2 separate regions of the Homo sapiens genome follow, and region 1 is linked to region 2. A link is an interaction called in ENCODE POLR2A ChIA-PET data of the cell type or tissue named here. Cell type or tissue: K562. All regions are shown on one strand. Each heading gives the region's core, and the rest is flanking DNA. Links, peaks and the distances in the headings are about the cores only.

Evidence for each region. Peaks named below come from ENCODE experiments on the same cell type or tissue, not always from the same donor. Only the 100,000 strongest peaks of a DNase experiment are listed, where the experiment ranks them.
Region 1: POLR2A ChIA-PET joins it to region 2 with 6 read pairs; 9 of 35 experiments call an interaction of 5 or more read pairs at or near these places.

The regions. Positions count from the first base shown.
Region 1 is chr19:2,449,866-2,455,235 of GRCh38, forward strand. All of the region lies in intron 1 of LMNB2 (lamin B2), which reads right to left. Among named protein-coding and RNA genes, the nearest start is that of LMNB2, 4.4 kb to the right of the region's middle. RefSeq lists enhancers at 3,117-3,731, 3,732-4,346, 4,403-5,113, 5,114-5,370. In K562, for the core only: no CTCF peak of the experiment used is centred there; no DNase peak of the experiment used is centred there.
Region 2 is chr19:2,501,103-2,506,472 of GRCh38, forward strand. It overlaps the pseudogene RNU6-993P. Among named protein-coding and RNA genes, the nearest start is that of GADD45B, 28 kb to the left of the region's middle. In K562, for the core only: no CTCF peak of the experiment used is centred there; DNase peaks (open chromatin) are centred at 2,508 and 2,879; H3K27me3 peaks cover 567 bases.

The DNA of each region.
Region 1 (5,370 bases), core at 244-5,243, 51 kb before region 2:
AGGAGTTCGAGACCAGCCTGACCAACATGGAGAAACCCTGTCTCTACTAAAAATACAGAATTAGCCGGGCATGGTGGTGTATGCCTGTAATCCCAGCTACCCAGGAGGCTGAGGCAGGAGAATCGCTTGAACCAGGGAGGCGGAGGTTGTGGTGAGCCAAGATCACGCCACTGCACTCCAGCCTGGGCAACAGAGTGAAACTCCGTCTCAAAAAAAAGAAAATAAAATACATATACATATACATATATATATACACATATATATATATATTCCATTAAAACATTACTCATCCCATCGCCCCAGCGTGACGATGAGCAAAACAACACACAAACCCCCATTGAGGAACATCCTACTGCACACCTGCCCAGCCCGCTCAGGACCAACCAGAACCTCTAACCAGGAACGTGGGGGAAACTATCAGCCTGGAGGAGCCTGGGAGACAGTGACGTAGTCACTAAATGTCACGTGAGATAGTGGATGGGGTCTTGGGGCAGGAAAGGACATCGGGGAAACTGAGGAAGTCTGAATACATGATGGATGTTGCTGGGAGCAGTGGCTCACAGCTGCAGTCCTACAACTTTGGGAGGCTGAGGCAGGAGGATCAGCCTGCCTCAGCCTTCCAAAGTGCTGGGATTACAGGCATGAGCCACCGCACCTGGCATAAGATGATGGGAGGCTGAGGCGGGCAGATCACCTGAGGTCAGGAATTTAAGACCAGTCTGGTCAACATGGTGAAACCCCATCTCTACTAAAAACACAAAAATTGCACCATTGCATTCCAGCCTGGGCGAGCACAGGGCAAGACTCTGTTGCCCAGGCTGGAGTGCAGTGGCATGATCTGAGCTCACAGCAACCTCTGCTTCCCGGGTTCAAGCGATTCTCCTGCCTCCCAAGTAACTGGGACTATAGCCGTGCACCACCACGCCCAGCTAATTTTTGTATTTTTAGTAGAGACGGGGCTTCACCATGTTGGCCAGGCTGGTTTCAATCTCCTGACCTCGTGATCCGCCCACCTCGGCCTCCCAAAGTGCTGGGATTATAGGTGTGAGCCACTGCGCCCAGACGGTTTTTACATTTTTAAATGGCTAGGGGTAGCCAGGAGAGGTGGCTCATGCCTATAATCCCAGCACTTTGGGAGGCAGAGGCTGGCAGATCCCCTGAGGTCAGGAGTTCGAGACCAGCCTGACCAGCATGGTGAAACCCCATCTCTGCTAAAAATACAAAAATTAGCTGGGCGTGGCAGTGCAAACCTGTGATCCCAGCTACTGGGGAGGCTGAGGCACAAGAATCGCTTCATCGCCTGAATCCGGGAGGCAGAGGTTGAAGTGAGCGGAGATTGTGCCACTGCATTCCAGCCTGGAAAACGAGACTGTCTCAAAAACAAAAACGATAAAGGCCAGGGGGGAAGATGAAGAGACTTTGTGACACAGGCAGATTCTATGCACTTCACAGTTCCATGTGTATAAATAAAGTTTTATTGACACATAGCAGCACCCACTTATTCACCTATGGGCTAAGGCAGCTTTCATCCTATGGCAGAGCTGAGTGGTTCAGATGCAGACAGTCTGGCCTTTTTTAGAAAAAGTCTGCTGACCATGCCTGGTCTGCCGTGCTGTGATGATGAGGAAAGTTCTAGAGGCTGGGGCACCTCACAAAGACCCTTTGAGCCTGCGGAACGGGTGTGCCGGGGCAGGACGGCCTCCTTGTGCTTGTGAGGCGCTGCAAAGGGCTGGGGACAGGCTGGGCCTTTTCTTTCATCTTTCACGGCATCTAGCAAGTGCTAGGCTTGAGGGAAGTCAACAAGTGTGTCCACACATGTGGGCCTGGCAGGGCTCAGATAGCCTGAGATGGCCTTTGCCTGGGACCCCTCGGACACACAGAGCAGCATAACTCGGCTGGAGGAGGCCACGGTGGGACAAAATGGCCCGGCTAAGAACTACAGCCCTGTGCAGAAAATGCAAACACCGGCTTGGGGTCACTTCCAAAGTGGACTCCATCCTCCACGCTCGCCTGGGCCGCCTCCGAGACCCCCTCCAGCAGCCCTGAGCAGCCAGGGGACACCGGGGCAGGGGAAGACAGAAGATGCCGAAGCCAGGTCTCCTCCCTCGGGAACGTAAGGCCTGGCAGGGAAGTACCTGGAGTACCTGCCTCTCCCGCGCCTGGACACGGGCCACAGCGCGGCCTCCCTGCACCTGCCCCCGCCCCCAGCACTCAGTGATCCTCCTTCAACAAATACCCATCTGGCCAGCCCCCACCCCACCCTTTCCCAAGCCCTCCAACGATGCTTGTATATGGCGATTCATCCACACCGCCAAAAGACACCCCCTAGTGTCACATGGGAATGTGGAACCCATGCTTGGCCTGGTTTTGTACGAGTGTGCAAGGGTGAACTCCTGCGGGCAGGAAAGAAGTGAGCAAGTTAGCCGGGCATGGTGGTGGGCGCCTGTAATCCCAGCTACTCAGAAGGCTGAGGCACGAGAAGCCCTTGAACCCAGGAGGTAGAGGTTGCAGTGAGCCAAGATCACGCCACTGCACACCAGCCTGGGCGACAGAGAGAGACTCTGTCTAGAAAAAAAAAAAGGCCAGGCATACTGGCTCACACCTGCAATCCCAGCATTTTGGAAAGCTGAGGCGGGCAGATCACAAGGTCAAGAGATAGAGACCATCCTGGCCAACATGGTGAAATCCCATCTCTACTAAAAATACAAAAATTAGCCGGGTGTGGTGGTACACGCCTGTAATCCCAGCTACTTAGGAGGGTGAGGCAGGAGAATTGCTTGAACCTGGGAGGCAGAGGTTGCAGTCAGCCGAGATCACACCACTGCACTCCAGCCTGGGCGACAGAGTGAGACTCTATCTCAAAAAAGAAGTGAGAAAGGCGTGTGTGAGGACCTCGGGGGCCGCCACACACCAGGATGCTGTGAGTCGTGTTATGAGCCTGAAAAAATCTGAACTGAGTCCCTCACGCCTCCCAGCAGGCTCCTCGGCCTGGCCATTCTCATGGGGGCCGTGTTACCCTCATGGAGGCTGCGTCATCCTCGTGGGGGATGGGTCATCCTCATGGGGGCTGCGTCATCCTCATGGGGGCTGGGTCATCCTAATGGGGGATGGGTCATCCTAATGGGGGCTGGGTCATCCTAATGGGGGCTGGGTCATCCTCGTGGGGGCTGGGTCATCCTCGTGGGGGCTGGGTCATCCTCATGGGGCTGGGTCATCCTCGTGAGGGCTGCGTCATCCTCGTGGGGGCCAGGTGATTCTCTTCTCGGGGCGCTGAGCAGTACCCAGCCTCCACCCACGCTGTGCCGATGCCGTCTCCCTCCCAATGTGACAACCAAGGGCATGCCCAGCCTTGGCCAAGAGTCCCCTGGGGGCAGAAGCTGGCCAGGTGAGAGAGGCCCTGCTGTCCAGGTGACCTGCATGCTCTTAGGCCTGACACCCCAGGTCCCTCCTCGTTCAGAGCTCCCTCCCCTGCCCCCATCCTGCCAGCCTGAGCCTGAGGCTGCTCTCTGAACCCCACGTGGCCCACCTGTGTCTAGAAGGCCCCCAGCTATTCCAGGTCACTCCCTCCATGTGGGCCCACATGACGTCCCCCCACCAGCGGCCCCCACCCCAGCAGGCTTCCAACTCTGCTCCCCACTAGCCGGGTTCCTGGCCCACTAGTCGCAGGCGGAACTCCCAGCTGTCCCCTGCCACATGCCCTGCAGACACGGCTGGGTGACAGGGCTCACGGAGGGGCCAGTGTGTCACCTGCTAAATGGCTGCCTTCACTGGAGTCAGACCCGCATTTCACCCAGCCTGAGTGAACTGAGTTGTAAAGGATGCTGCTGCGGCCCCGAGAGGTGGCTGGGCCAGGCTCCCTCTAGGGCACAGGGCCGGTCCAATGGGGCGTCCAGTGGGGCTGGGGCTGGTACCTCCCCAGCACTCACCAGGCCCTGCACCCTCAAAGCTCCCTGCAGCTGTTCGTCCCATTGGCAGGTGGGATAACAGAGGCCCAAAGACAAGAAACCAGCTCTAACCCTGCACGCCACGGGTCCAGCAGGCGGCCTCTAAGTTGGGACAACTCCGCACTGGACAGATGGCAAGATGGAGGCTCCAAGAGACACAGGGGCCTGCCCAAAGCCACACTAATTGAAAAGCAGGGGACTGGCCAGGCACGGCGGCTCACACCTGTAATCCCAGTACTTTGGGAGGCCGAGGCAGGCAGATCACCTGAGGCCAGGAGTTTGAGACCAGCCTGACCAACAAGGCCAAACTCTGTCTCTACTAAAAATACAAAAATGAGCCGGGCATGGTGGTGAACACCTGTAATCCCAGCTACTCGGGAGACGGGGGCAGGAGAATCACTTGAACCCGGGAGGCAGAGGGTGCGGGGAGCTAAGATCGCGCCACTGCACTCCAGCCTGGACGACGGAGCGAGACTCTATCTCAAAAAAAAAAAAAAAAAAAAAGAAAGAAAAGCAGGGGATCCCACCAAGCACTGATCTTCCTTCTACCTCCCTGAAGGCACCAGCTACATTCTTTCAGGTTCCCTGTCCCCAGGGCACTGTGAAAACAACCCACAGGGAGCTACTGAACAAAAGTTAACCTGCTGTGGCCCCACACACAAGTAAGAGGTGGGTATTATAATTACACCCATTCCAAAGGCGAGGGCACTGAGACCCAGAGAGGGTAAGCGACTAGCCCAAGGTCACACAGAGGGTAAGTGGCTCCCAGAAATGACCCGACCCCCTCAACAAGCAGCTCTTCTCCCAGAAGCCCACCACGTCCTCTGATCTCCAGATGGGCGAGTGGGGACTGGGCGCTGCAAATCCCGACTTCGGCACCCAGCTCTCCCAACAGGACACTGGGGCCTAGGGACCCCAGGACCCCAACCCATGGCAGGAATCAAGTGGGTGCTCCTGCCTGCCCCCCGTTCTGGAGTCCTGTCCTTGGATTGGGCATGGCCAGTGGGAGGGACAAAGAGCCTCCCCAGGGTTAGGTTGGGGGGCAGGACAGATTGCACCCAGACCCCAAGACACCCCGACCTCATGTCCCCTTGGTGGGCAGACTTTCCCGCCTCTTCTCCTTCAGTCTGCACTGAAGCCTCGGGGCCCATTCAGAACCTCAACACTTTCCACCGGACCCAAGATCCCAACTCTCACCCTTCCTTCATATTCTCTTGGGGGCAGAACCTGCCAGACCACCGCTGACACCAGGGCACAAATAAGGGACTCCCAAATTTCCCGTGGGACCCCAAGGTATCAGAACCTCTCCCTCGGCCCCCTACCCACCCTGGGCCTGGTGAGAGATGAGGGGCCTAATTCCCACCCCAGTCACCAATCTCTTCTGGATTCATCAGGGAACTCGCTAAAGCTCCAGGGAGAACTGAGA
Region 2 (5,370 bases), core at 120-5,119:
TTCTGGGAATCACGTGGACTGGCCAGAAGGGCTGGGAACTGGAGAGCAGGCAAGGATTCTGGAAGAGGGGAGATCCCAGTGGGAGGGATTTGAGGCTGGCAGTGGGTCAGAGACAGAAGTCCAGATGGACAGGTTTAAAGTCTCTGCTTAAGGCGGGGCGTGGTGGCTCACGCCTGTAATTCCAGCACTTTGGCAGGCCAAGGCGGGTGGATCACTTGAGGTCAGGAGTTTGAGACCAGCCTGGGCAACATACTGAAACCCCGTCTCTACTAAAAATACAAAAATTAGTCAGGAGTGGTGGCGAGCGCCTGTAATCCCAGCTACTCAGGAGGCTGAGGCAAGAGAATCACTTGAACCCAGGAGGCGGAGGTTGCAGTGAGCCGAGATTGCGCCACTGCACTCCAGCCTGGGTGACAGAGTGAGACTCTGTCTCAAAAAAAATAAATAAAATAAATAAATAAAAATAAAAGTCTCTGCTTAGATAAGCACTATGCTTCTGCTGCCTGTAAATGGCTCTTTTACCCTTTCTTTAGCATGAAAACAAATTTTCTAATTATTATAAACAAAATGTGTGCAATGTGGAGGCTGGCTGTTGGTACTCATTATCCTTCTCTTGCTTGACGTCAAGTGAAAGATAAATTGTTGCCTCTGGCCCTTCCCAGGACCAAAGAGAAGGCACGACGTCAAATGCATCTCCTTGGATTTGGGAGGCAATGTATACTTAATTTGGGTGTGCTTCCCCGGCCTGGTTGAGGAGGCCATCGTGCCCTCCCTCCATCAGTCTGCGCTCTGTGGCATCTGTGGCGTGGACCCTTCTTTGCTTTGCAGAGGCAGAGTGTCTGCATTCGGCATCGTACCCAGCCCAGTCCAGAGTTTACAGTAGGGGTCACCCTTGGAGGTCTGTGTTCTGTGGGTTTTACCCAATGCATGAGGTTACATATCCACCATGACAGTGTCACATACAGTAATTTCACTGCTCCCCAAATCCTCTGTGCTCCACCTATTCACCCTTATCCCCGCTTCCTTCAACCTGGGTAACCCCTGATTTTTTTTTTTTTTTTTTTTTTTTGATGGAGTCTCATTCTGTCACCCAGGCTGGAGTACAGCAGTGCCATCTGGGCTCACTGCAACCTCCGCCTCCCGGGTTCGAGCGATTCTCCTGCCTCAGCCTCCCGAGTAGCTGGGATTACAGGCCTGCACCACCACATCCAGCTAATTTTGTATTTTCAGTAGAGACAGGGTTTCTCCATGTTGGTCAGGCTGGTCTCCAACTCCCGACCTCAGGTGATCCACCCGCCTCAGCCTCCCAAAGTGCTGGGATAACAGGCGTGAGCCACCACTGATGTTTTTACTCATGTATAGCTTTGCCTTTTGCGGAATCTTTTCTAGTTGGGATCGTAGCATGGAGGCTGTGAAGGCTGCAGCTTCTTTCACTTGTTTCCCGGTGTATTCCAGATTTCAGGAGTTATTCGTACAACTCGGCTTGTGACTTCACATCACTCCAGCCTCTTGTTTCTGTTGTTATGTCTCCTTCTCTGACTGACCTTCCTGCCACCCTCTTACAAGGACCCTGTGATGACATTGGGCCTACCTGGATAATCCAGACAAGATCTCTAATTTTTTTTTTTTTTTTGAGACAGAGTCTTGCTCTGTTGCCCAGGCTAGAGTACAGCGGCTCCATCTCGGCTCACTGCAACCTCTGCCTCCCGGGTTCAAGCCATTCTCCTGCCTCAGCCTCCCAAGTAGCTGGGACTAGAGGTGCCCGCCACCACGCCTGGCGAATTTTTTGTACTTTTTTTTAGTAAAGACGGGGTTTCACCGTGTTAGCCAGGATGGTCTCGATCTCCTGACCTCGTGATCCACCCGCCTTGGCCTCCCAAAGTGCTGGGATTACAGGCGTGAGCCACCCGCCTGGCAATTTTTAATTATTATTATTTCTTTTTTAAAAATATGAAATGCTTCATGTCATCCTTACGCAGGGGCAATACTAATCTTTGCATCCTTCCAACTTTTTGAATATGTGCTACTGAAGTGAGCATGTTATAAGGGTAAGGTTTTGTTTTTTTGTTTTTTTTTTTTAATTTTGAGATGGAGTTTTGCTCTTGTTGCAATGATGCGATCTCATCTCACTGCAATCTCTGCCTCCCAGGTTCAAGTGATTCTCCTGCCTTAGCCTCCTGAGTAGCTGGGATCACAGGCATGAGCCACCACGTCCAGCTAATTTTGTACTTCTAGTAGAGACGGGGTTTCGCCATGTTGGTTAGGCTGGTCTCGAACTCCTGACCTCAGGTGATCCACCCACCTTGGCCTCCCAAAGTGCTGGGATTACAGGCATGAACCACTGTACCCGGCCAGTAAAGGCTTTAAATGTTTAATGACTTCAATCTGTTGTGACTTTTTTTCTGTCCTAATAGCTTAAGCAAACCCCTTCTGGAATATCTGAAAAATATGTTGGTGGGTGTATGAGACAGGGCCGACTTCATGGGTGTGCGACTTGTGAGTCACCCAGGGCCCCATGATCAGAAGCGCTGTGTGGTCGGAAGGGCCCCACCCTTGGTTTAATGCTGCTGTCATTGTCTTGAAATTCTTAAACATTTTTGAAAAAGGGCCCTGTGTTTTCATTTTTTACTGAGCCCTGCACGTTACATGGCCGGTCCTGGTATGAGACCCTCTTATGCTCCCCTGCAGAGCCCCTCGACCTCACCCACTCACGGGCTAGCTCCGTCAGGTGTTGACGGATGTCACTCAGGTGTGAGCTCTGCACCTGAGCTCCCCCCTGCACACAGGCAGCCACAACCAGTCAGTGCAGAGGTGAGCCTGTGGCCAGTGAGGAGCCGGTGAGTCAACCTCCTCCCGCCTACGGGCCCTGAGACGCCGGCTCCGTGAGCTTGCGGGGTCGAGGGCGCCTATATTAAGCCAAGGCTGAGGCAGTGACACACCCTCTTATGGGCCTGCTCTCGCTCCCTGCTTCATTGTCCTGGTCTCTCCCTCTCGTATGGAGGATCAGACTGGACTCCCCCAGAAAACAAGAGCATATGAACCTTCTGTCTCAGGCTCTGCCTCTGGGGAGCCCAAGCTATGGTTGGCTGAATAGCAGCCGGCAAAGATGTCCTTGTTCTAATTCCGGGAGCACAGGGGTATGTCACCTTCCACGGCAACAGAGACTCTGCAGGTGCGATTGAGTGAAGGACTCTGAGATGGGAGAGCAGCCTGGATGATCTGGAGTCCCCAGTGTCCTCACAGGGTCCCTCATAAGAAAGACTAGAAGAGGCTGCGCTCCTGGCTGCGAAGGTGGAGGAAGGGGCCCCGAGCTGAGGGATGTGAGCCCCTCGACGCTGGGAAAGACGAGGAGTTGGATTCTTTTTTTTTTTTTTAATTTAAAATAATTTAATTTTAAGTCTGGGATACATGTGCAGATCTAAATGATAGTCTAGGAGAAAATATTTGCAACACCTATAACAGATCAGAATTCCCAAGCCTGCAGGTTTGTTACATAGGTAAACATGTGCCATGGTGGTTTGCTGCAATCAACCCGTCACCTAGGTATTAAGCCCCACATGTTGCTGGGCGCGGCGGCTCATGCCTGTAATCCCAGCACTTTGGGAGGCCGAGGTGGGTGGCTTGCTCGAGGTCAGGAGTTCGAGACCAGCCTGACCCACATGGTGAAACCCCGTCTCTACTAAAAATACAAAAATTAGCTGGGTGTGGTGGCGGACGCCTGTAATCCCAGCTACTCAGGAGGCTGAGGCAGGAGAATCACTTGAACCTGGGAAGCAGAGGTTGCAGTGAGCTGAGATTGCACCATTGCACTCCAGCCTGGGTGACAGAGCGAGACTCCGTCTCAAACAAACAAAAAGCCCCACGTACGTCAGCTCTTTATCCTGGAGCCCTCCCTCCCTTCCCCCTCACCTCACCCCCCAGCGGCCCCAGTGTGTGTTGTTCCCCTCCCTGTGTCCATGTGTTCTCAGTATTCAGCTCCCACTTATAAGTGAGAACATGTGGTGTTTGATTTTCTGTTCTGTGTTAGTTTGCTGAGGACAACGGCTTCCAGCTCCATCCATGTCCCTGCAAAGGACATGATCCCGTTCCTTTTTGTGGCTGCATAATATTCCATGCTGTGTATGTACAACATTTTTGTCTTTTGAGACAGAGTCTTGCTCTTGTCACCCAGGCTGGAGTGCAATGGCGGGATCTCAGCTCACTGCAACTTCCACCTCCCGGGTTCAAGCAATTCTCCTGCCTCAGCCTCCCGAGTAGCTGGGACTACAGGTGCCCACCACCACACTCAGCTAATTTTTTGTATTTTCAGTAGAAACAGGGTTTCACCGTGTTAGCCAGGATGGTCTCGATTTCCTGACCTCGCGATCCACCCTCCTCAGCCTCCCAAAGTGCTGGGATTACAGGCGTGAGCCACCGCGCCCAGCCAGGATGTATCATTTTAAATCTTAGTTTGTGGAACAGTTTTCTAACTAAGCATGTCACAAAACCTAGAGAATCAAGAAAGGAACATGTTGATGAGTTTTGTGTGCCAGACATAAAAATCTAAATGATAGTCTAGGAGAAAATATTTGCAACACTTGTAACAGACCAGAATTAACAAGCCTGCGTAAAAAGTGTCTTTCATCCCAAAGAAATACGCAAGTGATTTAATTAGGAAATAAACAGACTGGGTGCAGTGGCACACACCTGTAATCCCAGCACTTTAGGAGGCCAAGATAGGAGGATCACCTGAGCCCAGGAATTGGAGACCAGCCTGGGCAACACAGCAAGAACTCATCTTTAAAATTTTTTTTTAAATTAGCTGAGTGTGGTGGTGCTTCCATGTAGTCCCAGCTACTTGGGAGGCTGAGGTGGGAAGACTGCTTGAATTTGGGAGATCAAGGCTGCAGTGAGCTATGATAGCACCACTGGACTCCAGCCCGGGCGACAGAGCCAGCAGGCCCTGTCTCAAAAAAGAAAAAAAAAAAAAAAAGAAAAGAAAAGAAACAAAAAGTATGAATAGGCATTTTACATATGAGGGAATAAAAATGTCTCATAATTCTAGGGACCGGTACACACACATATGCTGGAATGCACACACACATCCAAGTGTGTGTACAGAAATTAATATGTAGGCTGGGTACGGTGGCTAATGCCTGTAATCCCAGCACTTTGGGAGGCTGAGGAAGGCGGATCACCTGAGGTCAGGAGTTCGAGACCAGCCTGACCAACATGGCGAAATCCCGTCTTTCCTAAAAATACAAAATTAGCTGGGCGTGGTGGGTGCATGCCTGTAATCCCAGCTAAATCCCAGCTACTCGGGAGGCTGAGGCAGGAGAATCACTTGAATCCGGGAGGTGGAGGTTGCAGTGAGCCGAGAACACGCCATTG